Linked DNA regions of Mus musculus: region 2 is linked to region 1. A link is a loop called in an ENCODE intact Hi-C map of the cell type or tissue named here. Cell type or tissue: left cerebral cortex. All regions are shown on one strand.

The links. A loop is a pair of places that touch in the nucleus more often than their neighbours do. Peaks named below come from ENCODE experiments on the same cell type or tissue, not always from the same donor. Only the 100,000 strongest peaks of a DNase experiment are listed, where the experiment ranks them.
Region 2: a loop joins it to region 1, with 2.1 times the contacts of the local background. A loop is called at or near these places in 2 of 42 quality-filtered maps.

The regions. Positions count from the first base shown.
Region 1 is chr11:4,785,292-4,793,291 of GRCm38, forward strand. It overlaps Nf2 (neurofibromin 2), which reads right to left. Exons shown (of 17, transcript NM_001252250.1): 11 at 5,800-5,922; 12 at 4,374-4,591; 13 at 2,153-2,258. Among named protein-coding and RNA genes, the nearest start is that of Cabp7, 42 kb to the left of the region's middle. In left cerebral cortex, no CTCF peak of the experiment used is centred here; a DNase peak (open chromatin) is centred at 4,572.
Region 2 is chr11:4,497,924-4,505,923 of GRCm38, forward strand. Mtmr3 (myotubularin related protein 3) reads right to left here. Exons shown (of 19, transcript NM_001373897.1): 8 at 6,109-6,222; 9 at 965-1,170; 10 at 8-139. Among named protein-coding and RNA genes, the nearest start is that of Hormad2, 61 kb to the left of the region's middle. In left cerebral cortex, a CTCF peak has its summit at 3,106 (motif pointing right); a DNase peak (open chromatin) is centred at 4,526; H3K27ac peaks cover 35 bases.

The DNA.
Region 1 (8,000 bases):
TGTGTCCTTTCTTTCCCTCCCTGCCACTCCTTCTCTCTCTTCCTCCTTCCCTGTCATTTTCTGTGACATTAGGGATGTGCCACATGGCCAGAGCTGGTCTCAAACTGGTGAGCCTTCTGTGGTAGCTTTCTGAGTGCTAGCACTGCAGGTATGGGTCATAGCAGCCCAGCAAGGTCTCCATTCCCCTTTCAAAGTTCTCAATTCTTCCAGTCTCTCAGCAAAGCCCTTCGAGCCCTCTCACCTTCTACCCTGACAAAACAGCTGCTCATTCCCTTTGCAGTTCTCTGTCATGATGTGCATACTGCTGCCCCGCCCTTTCCTCAGCTCCACACTGCAGAGATTCCTCATGGGTATGTCTTTTTTCCTCCTAGGATCTTTTACTGAGTCTGGGACAATGTTTGGAAAGGAACAGAACCTCTCAGCCTTTATTTATGGCAGTGAGGTCTAAGGTAGGATGTATGGAGTCTGTCAAGTGTGCCCCTGAGCAGGATATCTAGGTCCTACATACACTGTTTTCAGGGCTGAATTCTGGGTAAATGAGAGAGTCTGCTCTGTTGACACTTCATCAAGCTGGACAGTTATAATCTAGGCAGGTCTATTTACCTTATACTTCAGAAATATTCTCAGAGCTGGGCAGTGGTGGCACACACCTTTAATCCCAGCACTTGGGAGGCAGAGGCAGGCGGATTTCTGAGTTCGAGGCTAGCCTGGTCTACAGAGTGAGTTCCAGGACAGCCAGGGCTACACAGAGAAACCTTGTTTCAAAAACCAAAAAAAAAAAACAAAAAAAAAAACCAAAAAGCGCAGAAAAATTCTCAGAAAGGAAGAACACTAGCCGTTACCCTTTTAGTGAGAGCAGAAACTGACACACCCTCTTTGGCAGGTGGCACAACTGAGTATCTGACCTTACAGGTCTAGGAAAACTGTCACGTCTGTGTGCAAAAATTTGTTGTTCAGTGCAGTTGTGTTCAAAACTGCTATAGGAAATACACTAAGTCCTCACCTATAGGGCCTGGCTGGCTGAGTCACAACCCACCCATTGACATGATATGATTAAGGAACTAGAGTGTGCTCCTCTGGAGAGACAGTGCTAAGGGAAAGTGCAAAAAGAAGAGCACTTTGAAAGTCTGCTCTAATGGCTGTTTGTTTTAGACACAGGTAATTCAGGTATATAGTCCAGGTGAGTGCTCAGACTGCCACAGTCCCAGCTGTCACCTGACTGTGACCATCTGATCTTGAGAGAAGACATGTGCCTTTAATACACTATGCCCAAGAGACAAATAATGGTGTTTGGGGTTATCTGTTGCCCAGGAATAAATAACAAGGACACATGGCAATAGCAAACCACTCACATTCCCCCAATTCAAACCCTGGGCTCTTATGCCTCTGTGTCCTGAATGCACCTGTGCCACATGTGAGTGTTCCAAGTGTACAAGTGTACAGTGTGCTCGTCATGTACACAACTACTCAGGGTGTGTGCAGCCTATGTGTGAATGGGTTATGTGTCTGTGCTGTGAATACACTCTGTCTTTGCCCAGAGTGTTCTAGCCTCTCTTCCCTGCCCGGCAGGGAACGCTGCTCTTCTGCAGAAGTCAGTCATGCCAAGCCTTTCCTGCCTCCAAGGCTGGGCTGTGATCTGGGCATATCTGTCAGGATTTCCAATTGGTGATATTATATGGCTAGAGAACAAGTTTGCAGCATGGGAAGGAAGGGGAACAATGTCTACTTATGATCCCACTTAGTACAAGTCAGCCCCCTGTCCCAAAACCGAGGTTGACAGCTGGTTCTGGCATAGCAGTAATTCACTCTGAGTTGTACAGGCAGTCCCTTCAAAGAGCTACACTGTAGCATATAATATATACCGACAATTGAAGATTATGTTTAGCTGACAGCAGGGAGCTAGACAGCAAATTCCCCTGAGGGTAGTGACTATAGCATAGTCGTAAACACTCTAGAGCTGGAAAGGGTTATCTAAGTAACAAGAGAGGTAACTGAGTAGTCATCCTAAAGCTAAATGGAGGATCCTATCTGGGCCCTGAATTTGCTTTTCACTCCAAAGGCACTGTGAGGTAAACTAAAGGATTTGGAGGCTTTTCCCAGAAAGTTGCCAGACCAAAGCAGCCAAAAGCTGCCAGACTGAGGCCAGGCTCACTGGATAGGTGGGCTTGGTGGCGATTTCTAAGAGCTTCTGCTTGGCTCTTCGCTCTGCTTCTCTGGCTTCTTGCAAGTCTTGCTTTAACTGATCAGCCTCCTTGGCCCTGCAAAGAATGAAAAAGATGTCAGCTCCACAGAAGGGGACAGGGAGAGGAGTAGACACTTACCTGCAGAGCAAGGACCTAGATTAACCCTGTACATGGCACTGAAAAAGGCAAGCAAGGACACTGTGACAGGGACATTTACAGGAAGCCAGAACTTCTAAAGAACGTACAGTATTTCTGAGACTACTCAATGGAAAAGCTAGATTGGAATATGGGATTGCTGGTGGGAAACAACCAAAGTGGCACTTCTGCACGTCAGCACCATTCAATAGTTTGTGCCTGTGGTGCCAGCTGCCTCAAAGGCTGAGGCAGGGGAATCACTTAAGCCAAGGAGTCAGAGGTCAGCCTGGGCAGCACAGGCAGATGCAATCTCAAAATAACAAAAGTAACAAGTGCGGTATCCAATGCCTTGGATCCCAGCACTAGAAGGCAGAGGCAGAAAGATCTCTGAGTTTGAGGCCAGCCTGGTCTGCATACTGAGTTCCAGGACAGCCAGGGCTACATAGTAACACCCTGTCTCAAAACAAACAACAACAACAACAATAAAACAAGTGGAGAGGAGGAAGAGTGGGCAGGACCCAGAGGTCGGCTTGACTAAGGGCATCCTGAGTCTTACACAGGGCCACACAGGGCAGATCATAAACAAAATGCCTCTCCATGCCCCAGTCAAACACTTGTAGGCCAAGTACCCCTTTCATTGGGCAAGTAGAAGTACTATCACTGAAGGTATCTGTGTCTTGGTGCAGAACCCTGCTCTGTGGGTTAGGAGTGCAAAGCTTGTCCACAAATCTAGTCCTAGAAATGTGACCCATGCACAGAAAGGAGCTGGAGAGGGCAGGCATCAAGGAACCATATTCTCAGAATGACATGCAAAAAGTGAGAAAGACTGTAGTGAAGGCATCTTAGTGGTTAAGAGCCAAATTCAAGTGCTCTAAATCAACAGAGCCAGATGATTGGGGAATATGCCAGTGTTTTATTGGAAGCCTGCAGTACTAGAACAATTCAGAGCCTAGAAGAGTCTAAAGAGTACAGCCAAGTTTCATCCTTCAACCTGGCTACAAGCTAGGGCAACTTGGTCAGAAATACAGGTGCCCTGCTCCCCTAACTACCTGAAAAACTGCAGGGAAATGGGTACTTAGCTTGCCTTTGAAGTAAATAGTACCAAGCTGTGTGTGTGTGTGTGTGTGTGTGTGTGTGTGTGTGTGTGTGTGTGTGTGTGTGACAGAGAGACAGAGACAGAGAGAGAGAGACATGCATTTATGTGAGCCAGTGCAGAGTCAGTGTGGGGTGTAATCCTCTACTGGCCTCCACCTTAGTGGAGGTCTCTCACTAAATGTGTGCTCATTAATTAATTCAACCAGACTTGCTGGCTAGTGAGGTCCACAGATCCCCCCACCTTTGCTTTCCCTCCCAACACTTGTACTGAGGCTACAGATACATGCATGCCACCATGCTTAGGTTTTACATGGATACTGGGGATACAGAGCCAGGTTTTTATACTTGTGCAATAGGTACTTTGCTGATTAGGCCCTCACGTCCCCCTTAAAAAATTATTTTATTATGTATATAGGTGCTCTGCCTGCATGTATGTTTGTGTACCATGTGCATACCTGATGCCCATGGAGGTCAGAGAGGAGGTTACATCCCCTGGAACTGGAATTACAAATGGTTGCAAGTCACCATGTGAATGCTGGGATTCCAACTCATGTTCTTTGAAGAGTAGCCAGTGTTCTTAACCTCTGAGCCATCTATCTCTCCAGGCCCCAACTCACCATCACATACTTTTTTTTTAAATGCAAAAGACCCTCTTTTCCTCTCTGGCTAAAAGCAGTCAATGAATAGGCTTAAATGTTTTTCATGCAAACTTCACTATTAGAAGGATAGGGGTATGTTGTAGAGGTATGACAGAAAGATTCCCTGGGAAAGACAAAGAAAACTATATTCTATGTCCCCGCCCCCAGTAGCTCCAATCCCACCAGCCTGTCAAGGAAGAGGTTTTACAGTCTGTTCCCACAATAGAGAAGGATGAAGATGCTACCACCAGCTCTGGTAGGGTTGAAACCAGGCATATAACCCTTTCCCAGGTCCCAGTGCCCAGGACAACCAACTATTCACCTCCTCTCTGACTCCTCAGCCATCTTCAATGCCAGCACTTCAGCCTCCAGCACCTTCTGCTCCATCAGGCGCTTCTCCTCCTCTGTCCGAATGGCCGTGGCCTTGATTCGCTGCATCTCTTGCTCAGCCTCTGCAGCCTTTTGTGCCAAAAGCTTGGCCTCCTCCTCTGTGATCTGAGCCTTTTCAGCCAACAGATCAGCTGTCTCCTCAGAGCGCATCTGGGAAGGAAAGTGTTTCAGCTAGTGCTGGCCCAGTGCCTATCTCCATGTGGGGAGAGTAGTCTCACACAGTATACACTCCTGTCTCCCACATCTGGCCTCCCAGCACAGGGCAACAAAACCAGGGTTTGCATCCCCAGCACCCATGTAAAACCTAAGCATGTTTTTTTTTTTTAACTTTTATTTTTATGTATATAGGTACCTTGCCTGCATAAATGTTTGTGCACCTGTGCATGCAGATGCAGTAACTTTAGAAGCCAGAAGAGGCCATCAGATCTCCTGGGGCTGGAGTTACAGAAGGTGGTGAGCTGCCAAGTGGGTACTGGGAATCTTGGGTACTATGGAAGAGCAGTCAGAGCTCTTGAACTCCGAGCCCTCTCTCCAGCCCCCAAGAGCCAGTCTTAACCTCACTGTGCTTTCCCACTGAGAGACTCCCAGTCTGTCTGACAACAGATGATATGCTACACACTCAGCAGGGCTCTGCAGGCTCCACCATGGGAAAAAGAAAAAAAAGCACCTATGTATAAAATGTATTTTAGCTGAAGTTATGCTTGTGAGGGAATATTCAATTTAAACTCTGTTCTGTCCCTTTAAGTCAGTAATCCAAAAGCAGAGGTGTAATGCCCACTGCCCACTCTTTGAAGCTGTCTAGAGAGTATTTTCTTGCAGTGCTAGAGAATCAAATACAAGGTAGGCTGGGTATGGCAGGCAGGTATGCCTTTTATGCAACCACTTGTAAAATGAAGCAGGGAGGATATCAAGAGTTCAAGGTTATCCTTGGCTATATAATGAATTCAAAGTCAAGTCTGGGATATCTGAAACCTGTCTCTTCCTACTTATCCTAGTCCCTAATTGAATACATAAAAATAAATAAAAACATAGAGCCTGCCGCTGAGCCACATCCCAGTCCTAGGACATTTTTGAGGTTGGAGTGGTACTACTGGCGGCTAGCAGGTAGAGATAGGGGGACTCTATATCCTTCCAAGCAGAGGACTACTGGCAGATTACAGTTGGTACTATTCCCCAAGAGTTGAGAGGACAGGACGAAGGCTAAGCATCGCTGATGCAAAGGTAACTTAGTTGCAAAAGTGGAGTTTGGCTACAAATAAACATATTCTAAATTTCTTAAAAAAAAAAAAAAAAGGCACTGATGTTTTAAAAACTGAAATAAATTCATGATCCATAGAAGGCCAAACACCACAAATCACCAGAGCTTCATTGGCCATCGTTGCTTCTTCTTTCATCTGCAGGAGCCTCCTCTCTAACTCATCTCTTGTACGCTCGGCCTCCTCCCGCATCTGCTTCTCTCGAGCCAGCCGCTGCCTTTCCATCTAGGGATAAAAGAACAGGCCTGAGTCAGTGCTCCAGAAACCCAAGAAGGGCCAGTTTCAGGAGCCTCTCTCCACTTTGGACCTTTCTTGTGTCTCTACTTTAGAACATTCTTGTTGTCTGCTGCCCTCTGTCCTAAACTAACTTTAGAATTAAAAGCTGTACAAATAAATTCCGGTAGAAATAGAAATAAAAAAATCCAAACTCAGTCACCATATGTAGAGAAAAGAGGATTCTTGCACACGATATAATCTGCCCTTGCAATGCTCTGCTGTTTGGGAACCCTCACATAGCTCTACCCCATGACTGGCAGTTTTCCACACAGATTCCTCCTCCCCAGAGCAAGGGTCCAGAGAAAGCAGCTTTCCCACCTGTTCACCCTGACATTTCTAGTCCCCACAGCCCCTTCACACAATTTCATCCACAATCCCACCACTTCTCCCTCTGCTCATAGAGAATGATAGTTCTCACACAGAATTTCACAGTGGGAAGCCGCGGTGGCTCTGCACAGTCTTGTACAGCCGCATGCGGAGGGAACGTAGACCCCATCCCTAGGGAAACAGCACAAAGCCTCTCCTGCCACCTCTAGCCTTCTGGATCGCACTGTTAATTGGGCCAGTTGCCAAGATTAATAAGAGGACCAAGACTAAAGACAGCATAGTTTCCTGTGACTCCAGGACACTGAGTGGAGAAAGCAAAAGCCTCAGATAATGAAATCATGTTTAACTACTCCTTTGTGCTTCAACCTCATCCAAACTCTAGTTCTACAAGGCTGCCCTTTCTAAATATGAAGCTCCCCAGCATATTTTAATCGAAAGAATCATGCAAAATAGACAAGCAATAAAGTTCTTAGATTTTCCTCTTGACCTCAGTGAACAGGTCGGTCGGCAACTTGTTCGTCAGTTCCCACTAAAATACAATTTCCATTTCCATTCTCCTTTTGAAAAAGAAAAAAAACAAAACAAAACAAAAAGGACCAGGCTGTTGCCAGTTTCCAGCCTTGTACGTTTTATGAAACCTTCACACTAATAATAAAGGATTTCCTATTTTTAAAGCAGGTTATGACTTAAAAGATTTTTGGGTGCAATCTGTACTCTGGAGAGAGACATCACTAGCTCCACTTGACAGATAAGGAAACTGAGTCACATACTAAATGAAAGATTTAGCTGCAAGATCAACATGTTGCATCAGGTGGCACTTGCACTCTGCTCTTCTAGGGCTCGGGGGCCTTGATAACTTTAGAGTCTAACTTTCCTCTACTTAAGAGTCAAGTCAAAGAGTCTGCTGCTGCTGCTGCTGCTTCTTTTAAGAATGATTACTTATTTCATGTATACTGTCATGCACACTGTCACTGTCTTCAGACATACATCAGATCCCATTACAGATGGTTGTGAGCCACCATGTGGTTGCTGGAAATTGAACTCAGAACTTCTGGAAGAGCAGTTAGTACTCTTAACCACTCCAGCCCCCAAGAATATGCTTCCTAAAGCTGTTACTATACCCCATGCTAGCTCAGTAGCACATTTTTGTTCCATAGAACCTATACCATCACCCTTAAAGCATCCTAAGGAGGAAACTGATGGCCTACTCTCCCAGACAGCAAACAGAGGGCAAGCTCACAGCTCACTAGCTCAAATTGGGTATTTCTCTCTAAAGCCTGGGGCTGGTAGCCAGCCTTTCTGTGGTTCCCAAATCAGAGAATACCACATAGACTAATTATTACACTTCTGAGCTTTCAAGTCCTGAGGGGGGCCAAATGCAGCTGTAACTACTCTCTCAAACAGTTCATCCCAAACTACAATTGATAGTCTCAGCAGCAAGACTCAAATCAGCTGTGGATTTCAGGGAGCAGAGAAGGTCTGTGAGTAGAAAACAATGATCCAGCTAGTCCAGTCTGCTGATAGGTGCTACAGCACCCCTACCGAGGGCCAGCCATGTGTGCCCAGGTTGACCGGCATTGATGAACTGCAGCTGGGAGCCTAATTAGCATTCCACAGCACACTCTGAAATGCTGTCCTGTATTCTATCACCATCTAATTAGAAAGGGCACTGACCCGGCAGAGGGGACAGACAATAAAAA
Region 2 (8,000 bases), 290 kb before region 1:
CACCCACCTGGGCACTCACAGCCTCCTCCTTTGGCTCGATTTGCCACAGCTGCTGCATAGGAGCGTGCATCCAAGATCAAAAGCTTCTGGGGCTGGAGAGCTAAACTTTCTGCTCCTGAAGTATTTGACAGAGAGGAATCTGCAGGCATCAAGAAGGGGATAAAAACTAAGCAGACCCAGCTCTCCTAGAACTGTGACTATCTAGTACCAGAGGCACATATTACAGTAAAAACAGAACAAAATGAACTCCAATCAATGGAGCCGCCTAGCCAGACCTGGTTCTTGCCTTCAGTGTACCCTCTGCCTCTTGAAATTGATAAGGATTTATTTTCCAAAACCAATTCCCAAAGCACATTAGATGAAACTCCCACTTCACCTAATGTCTTACCCTCATTTCTACCCCTGTAGTCCTTTCATAAAAGCAGGTATTTTTCTCCACAGACTGGAGACAACCCACATCCTCATCCAATTACTTCATTCTTGTCACAATGGCAAGGAAGACAACATTTGCCTTGAAACAAAAGATTTTCCAGTGCTTTGTCAAGACCTGTCCCTCCTCAAACAAACTCACTGAATTCTCTCTTATAAAAGTAACTTTAGGGCTGGAGAGATGGTTCAGTAGTTAAAAGCACTGACTGCACTCCCCTGATGTGTCTGAAGTCAGCTACAGTGTACTCACATACATTAAACAAACAAATACATACATACATACATACATACATACATATTCAAAAAAGAAAAGTAACTTTATACAGCCAGGTGTGATGATGTATGCCCCAACAATCAGGAAGTAGAGGCAGGCGGTTCTCTGTGATGTCAAGGCTAGCCTGGTCTAAATAGTGAGTTCCAGGACAGAGATTCAAAAACTCTGATTTAACATTGTATCATTTAAGGAAAAGGCACTTTAAGATAAGCTTTTCGGATGCTTTAAAAAACTGCTGCATGGGCCTAGTGAGCACCTTACCGAACTCCACATCTGAAAGATCCCCTGCGTTGGGAAAGTCCCGACAACTGTTCCGAGTGGAAACCTTGCTGATACTTGACTGAGAGTCAGAAGCACAGGCTCTGGCCACTGACTGCACCAGATGTTCATCATCAGCATTTCGCCAGCCCCACCAGCTAACCTCCGGTTGTCCGCAGCGGGCAATGACAGCTCCATTGCTCTGGTGCCTGTGGGGAGACAACAGTGAGTGTCCTTCCCCAGTTTCCCATCTGGAAGCCCCTCATCCCCTCCCCTCCTGAGTGTACTGTTTCAAGGCCCCATCTGATGCTCTGCACTCATAAAAGGATGGAAATTGATTGTAAATAGCCTGATGCTTTCTCAATCATCATCTCATGATAGTGCTCTCTGTAAAGTTACCAACAAACGGTAAGAGAATATTCTTAGAGAAAATGAACTAGCACTCACAGTTTAGATATTCTGAATCTTTATTTTTGGGAAATAAGATTTTAAAAAAAAAAATCTATAAATATTATACCAGTTCTACTATGTAATAATTAAGCACAAACACCCATTTCTGATACTGAATCCAACACATAAAGCTGCTAAGGTACAAAACAAACTGTTCTGCCTCACTTCTGAAGGTTTACTGCAGTATCCATATATTCACTACTGCTGGCTTGATGATTCTTTCCAAACACATCCCATCTCTGCAAATACAACATTCTCTTGGCCTACAGTGAAATCCTTTTACAGCTCTCCAGAGATGTCACGTGTCACAAGTTAGTCTTACTATGGACACAGTGCTCGATGCCCAGTCATGCTTGCTCAAGCATCTCAGAGGGAAGAAATCACAACCCAGCAAACTATACTCTGACAGATTCTTTTCCAAAGCCAGAAATGATTCTCAGAGTCCACTCTGAGATGCTACTAAATTTTCATGTTTTCCAGCATGTCAATTAAAAAGTTGGAAAAATGTAATATTTAGTTGTAAAAAAACAAAGTTTAGACCCATGCTATGCCATAGATAAATTGGAAAGTGTCACATAGAGTGAAGTGAGCCCATCACAAAGGACATGAGTTGTTAAGATGTATTACCTAGTCAGAATAGGCAAATCTAGAGAAACAGTGCATTCCTGGCTCTAGCTTGGGATAGAGCAGTTGGGGAAGTAAGGAATGACTGCCAATGAGTGTGAGGTTTCATTCTGTTCAATGAAAATACAGTAACACTGTTTGTAGAGGTGGGTTAGCACAACTCTAAATGTAATGTAGTAAAGATTGCTAGATTGTATTAGCATACCTAAAGCTTCCTTAAGGTTGAAGTGCTATAAAAATGGAGAGCTCAGTGGTTAAAGCACTGGACCCACTCCATGCCTGAACTCATGTAAACGGAGAAGGAGGCACTGACTCAACAAAGCTGGATCACATGTGCTGTGGCATGTGTGCTTGTACACACACACACACACACACACACACTAAACAAATAAAATTTTATAAATCTTTTAATTAAAAAATATTTTTGCTCTGTGTGTGTGTGTGTGTGTGTGTGTGTGTGTGTGTGTGGCTACAACTGAAGGCAGCTGTGAAGTCCAGTGGGGGAGGGGTGCCGGTGACCAAACTCCATTGCCCTGGAAGACCAGCATGTGCTCCTCACCACTTAGCCAACTCTTCAGCCCCAAGAAATACTTTACAAAATCTGGTAAGCAATATTCTACCAATTCTATATACTGAAGAAAATGCTCATATTCTTTAAAATGCTCTTGAATTTGCACATGCAAACCTGCACACAGATAGTAGAGATGGGTTTACACAGAACACAGTATTCCATTCCTTTTTCCTTTTTTAGGAAATAATGTGAGAAAATATAATCCTTAAATTCACAAGCACTAGATTAAATGTGGTGGTAGCAAATCCCACTAGAGTAGTCTGCTTAGAGGTTTTCAATCCCACCTCACCTTGAGTTGCGAACAGCTCGCAGAACACATCATTACCAACACCGCATGGGCTCACACTCAAATCAAACAAATGATGTGAAATTCCATGGTTTTTGCTGCGTCTCCCTATCAGGCTGAAAACCACAGATCTGAAATGACTGCAAACTTCCCAGAAAAGGGTGAAGGGACCTTTCCTGAGAGGCCTCTGTCTCTGCAAGGCTTCCTAGCACAGAGGCAGAACAGCAGATGGCACTCTGGTCTTGGGTTTTCAGGGCCAACTGGGTCACTACAAGTAGCAGTAATTGATCTCCTAAAAAGCTTTGTATTGCATGAAAGCCCACTCAATGACAAAAGTTACAATCACTTTAAAATTTAAAAGAAAAAAGAAAATTAGATAAAACAGACATTTTACCATCTTAACAAACAGAACTTGCTAAAATACAAAAAGGTAAAAGGTCTAGTAAAAAAAAAAAAACTTACTAAACATGGAATGCTTCCATTGTACATGAAGATGCAATGGTTTTAACTGCCTCTAATCCAATGGTCAGGCAAGCTCTCTATCTGATAAGGATCACCATGCACACAGAGATGCTGTAAGCTGCACAACAGATGGAAGTCTCTCAAGATCTTGCTGTGTTAGAGCAACTCTGTAGCTCTAATCAGGTACTGGTTCAGGCCAGTATTGCAAAGTAACTGCTGCGAATGACTTTGCTGCAGTCCACACATAACTAAATCTGGGAAATGCTGGATTTAGGGGCATTTTGCTATTTGTGGTGGTTTGAATGAGAATGGCCCCCACAGGTACATATACTTAAATGCTTAGCCATAAGGAGTGCCACTATCTGAGAAGGATTAGAAGCTGTGGCCTTGTTGGAACAGGTGTGACTTGTTGGAGGAAGTGCATCATTGGGGATTGGCTTTAAAGTTTAAAAAAAAAAAAACCCATGCCAAACCTTGTCCCTCTCTCTTGTCTCTTGGCCTGCAAATCAAAAAGTAGCTCACGGGGACTGTTCTAGAGCCCTGAGTGCAGCCATGCTTACTGTCATGCTGCTAAGGAACTAAACTTCTGAAACTGTAGCCCCGTTAAATGCTTTCTTGTAAGAGTTGCCTTGATCATACTGAATAAGACATCATCTCTGCTGGCACTGAAAAGTGGTGGAGTGTCCTGAACATTCTTCAAGACACCCCCAACAAAACTAAACAACACAGGGATCCAATTCTGAGATAAGAGACATAAGACACATGCCCTTCAATAGAGAGCAGCTCCAGGAAGCCTGCTTGATTTACAGAACTATACCAAGAACTTTCAACCACAATCTTGGCAGGTTTTCTCTCAAGGATTGATGGTGACAATTTCTACTTATCCACATAGTCTAGGTATCTAGAATGAGCAACCCTAGAACTCACACCTTCCAGAATTGAATTACAGAAAAGAAAGAAAAAAAAGCTAATTAAAAAACAAAAACGTATTCTAAGGAGCTCTTCTTAGCTAGCATACTTAAGCTTTCTGCCTAAAGGAAGAAAAATGGCTTTTACTGAAAGCCTTTTACTCAGAAAGAGTACTTCCCCCTTCTGCTCCAAGTCACAAGTCTCATAAATGCCAGGCAGTCGATCTACCACAGCTGTTGGTCCATCCAGCAGCCAGCTGCTTTCCCAGCCTCCCAATCCCTTTAGCTTCCTGTTCTCTAATTCCATGTCATTCTCAGTGCCTGAGTGACAGGTAAATTTGGTGACCTACTTTGGTGTCTGAAAACAAAACTGATGAAAATGGACACTGAAGGCTTAATGGGTCCTACTGAGCCACAGGCAGTGTCCTTCACGTTCAGTATTCAGGGTGGCATCAGAACTTGCCTTCGATAGGCTAAATGAACAAGCTGGTTACCTTCCCAAGACTGTCACAAGAAATATACCTTCCTAAAGCCTCAATATTGGAGTGCAATAGGTCCTGGTGTGGTACTTTTTAACTAAGCCATTGTTTGGCTCACTTTGGTCAGTCTAAAAGGTCTACAAACCACAAAGTAAAATGGAGAATGTTAACATTACAAGACATAATACGACTTCCTAAAAATTTAACATGACTGTGTAACAGCAAATTGGTCACTAACTTATAAAGCTAGTGCTTAAGTATGTACTCTATTTCAAATGTCACTTAAAGGCATTAAAGTGTTAAGAGGACCTCGTTTACATACTATAGCACATCTGTGTATCACCAACCCCTTTTTAAAATGTGCACCCTTAGCCCTTATATAGATACCATTCCCTCATAGTAAAAACCCCTATGCAGGCAGAGGAAGGCTTGTAAGAAGCTCATGACATATGCAGCTCTCCAAGGGTTGTAACAGCAGCAAACACTTGCTGGGGAAGAAAACTTTGGTAGACATGTCTGTAGTGTCTAGCTAAAGCCAATAATGTGGCTGTCACGAGTTACCACTCTGGGGAGTCTTCCAGTGATACAGCTACTTCTGAATCTTCTATAGCCCTCCAGCTCATCCTTTACCCACACACACTCCTAGAAGTGACCTTAGAAGCTCCCCGAGGTCAGCAAGACAGCCTCAGGTGGAACCATTTCTTAGGTCTGTAGTCAGTGTCCTATCTGGGATTTATAGAGGGCTGTTCATGTCTCCCCACAAGATATTACTCTATAGCTCTCATGTCTTGTGTCTCTGAAACTTTCTGTCTAGCCACAAGTGATTCTAATTCATCTCAAAACAAGAGTCCTTCCTTCCACATGTCACATGTTAAAGTGACAATCACAAACACCATTAGAGTTCATTGAGCTCTATTCTAAATCTCACCAATCTTTCAACACAAAAGTCCTGTTAATCATCTGAAGCTAAATACAATGAATATAAGAAAAAAATGTTATTTTTATTTTTTTTAAAGATAGGGTCTCCCTGTATAGTAGCCCTGCCTATCCTAGAAGTTCTTACATAGACCAGGCTAATCTTAAAGTCGCAGTTATCCACCCGTCTCTATCTCCTGAGTGCTAGGATTAAAGCTGTGCATTGCAACAGGTGGCCCAGCACTGCTCTATTGAAATATTCTCATCAGGGTTCCCCTGCATTGCCAGCTGCTTCTGCTCTGGACACAGTGAGTGCTGGTGTTTTTCTTTCTGTAGACACAGCTTTAGCAACAAGGAAGCATGCACTTGCCAGGGACTGTCGCTGCCAGGTCAGCAGCTGTCAGGACAGTGAGCAGTAGGGAGAAGTACCTGGAGCTGGTCTGCTTACATACCTGTAGATGACAGCAGGGATGCGCTTCCAGGATCTGAAGCCTGCCACGCTTTCCAGCTCTTTGTCAGTGATCCAAGCAGGCACTATGAGCTCTTGTGGATAACTACCACATAATCTGTTGGAAACAAGAGAACGGTGGTAAGAAGGAAAGAAAAGGGGAGAAGATGGAGGAGTGAGAGAGGGGCAGAGGGATAGGACATGAGCTGGCACAGGAACACTATTCATGCCATTACAAAGCCAGTTAAAAAGGCAGTGAGGTGCTTGCCTAGCATGTTCAAGGTCCAATATTCATTCGCTAGCACAGGAGAAAAAAAAATGGCAGACGAGAAATCAAGGGGGCATTATTTGAGGTTGTTTTGGTCTCCTTACCAGAATAGGCAGCCATAATGTTTGCTTATATTATACAAATTATCTTTGATGGTTCAATCTGGTGCTGCCTTTTGGAATCTGATAATCTAACAATGAAAAAAACGAGAGTTGAGGGACAGTCTCCTTCTCCATAAAAATTCTCTGTTGTAAATTGTGTGCGTGTGTATAAGTACAGAAAGAAATATCTATGTCCCCTCTCTTAGCTTCAGTCTTCCAGGCTCTTTGTCAAAATGAAGCACGAAAAGGACGAAGTCAGATCGCCTCTTCAGATTAACTTCTCACCTAACTTGAACCAGTGTCCTAATTCTTTTTTTTTAAAAAAGATGTATTTATTTTATATATGTGAGTACACTGTAGCTGTCTTCAGACACACCAGAAGAGGGCATCAGAACTCATTATTGATGGTTATGAGCCACCATGTGGTTGCTGGGAATTGAACTCAGGACCTCTGGAAGAGCAGATGGTGCTCTTAACCACTCAGCCATCTCTCCAGGTCCAGGGATGTCCTAATTTTCAGTAACAAGTACAGCCAGGAGTTATACAGATGCCATACACACCAATAATCCCAATGAGCCAAATTAGTAATGTGAGCAAGCTATTAACCATGATTTCTATAAAATACACGTCAGAAGAAACTATTTCCTGTTCTCTCTTCCTCGCACTTTCACTCCCTTGCTTGCTCATTTTAAAACAAAAGGTGTTTTTGCATTCTAGTCAGATTTATTTTATTCACAGGACACTATCACTAGGTAATCTTCCTTTTGAACACTGAAAGCAGTATGAAATTTAGTCCTAAAACTCAAAAACTATCTGTGCTGGCTAGTTTTTATGTCACCTTGACAAGAGCTAGGGGACATGTGAGAAGAAAAGCTAAGAAAATTCTTTCATTGGACTGGCTTATAGGCATTTTCTTGACTGATGAATGGTGTGGGAGGGTCCAGCCCACTGGACAGGTGATCCTGGATGGTATAGAAATCAGTTGAGCAAGCCATGGAGAGTAAACCAGTACGCAGTACTTATCGATAGCTTCTGTCCTTGCCCTGAGGTTCCTACCCGGAGTTCATGTGCTGACTTCCTTTGATGACTATGATGTGGAAATATAAGCAAAATAAACCTTTTCTTCTTGAAGTTGCTTATTGGTAATGGGTTTTATTTCAGCAATAGAAACCTTAACTAAGATGCCATCACCTCCATCACCCTGCCCTCCTCTATGCATCACAAGGAGACTTGAGACATAAGGGTTCTGATTACTCAACACTACACCTCGTTCTTTCCTCCCCATTTCCAGAAGATAAAGAACCAGAAATTTAAAAGCCACTGAGCCAGAAGGATGGTTGCGATTGAGAATAAGCTACGCAAACTTCCTAACACCCATTCAAACTCTTTTTTTGTTTTGTTTTGTTTTGTTTTTCGAGACAGGGTTCTCTGTATAGCCCTGGCTGTCCTGGAACTCACTGTCGACCAGGCTGGCCTCGAACTCAGAACTCTGCCTGCCTCTGCCTCCCAAGTGCTGGGATTAAAAGC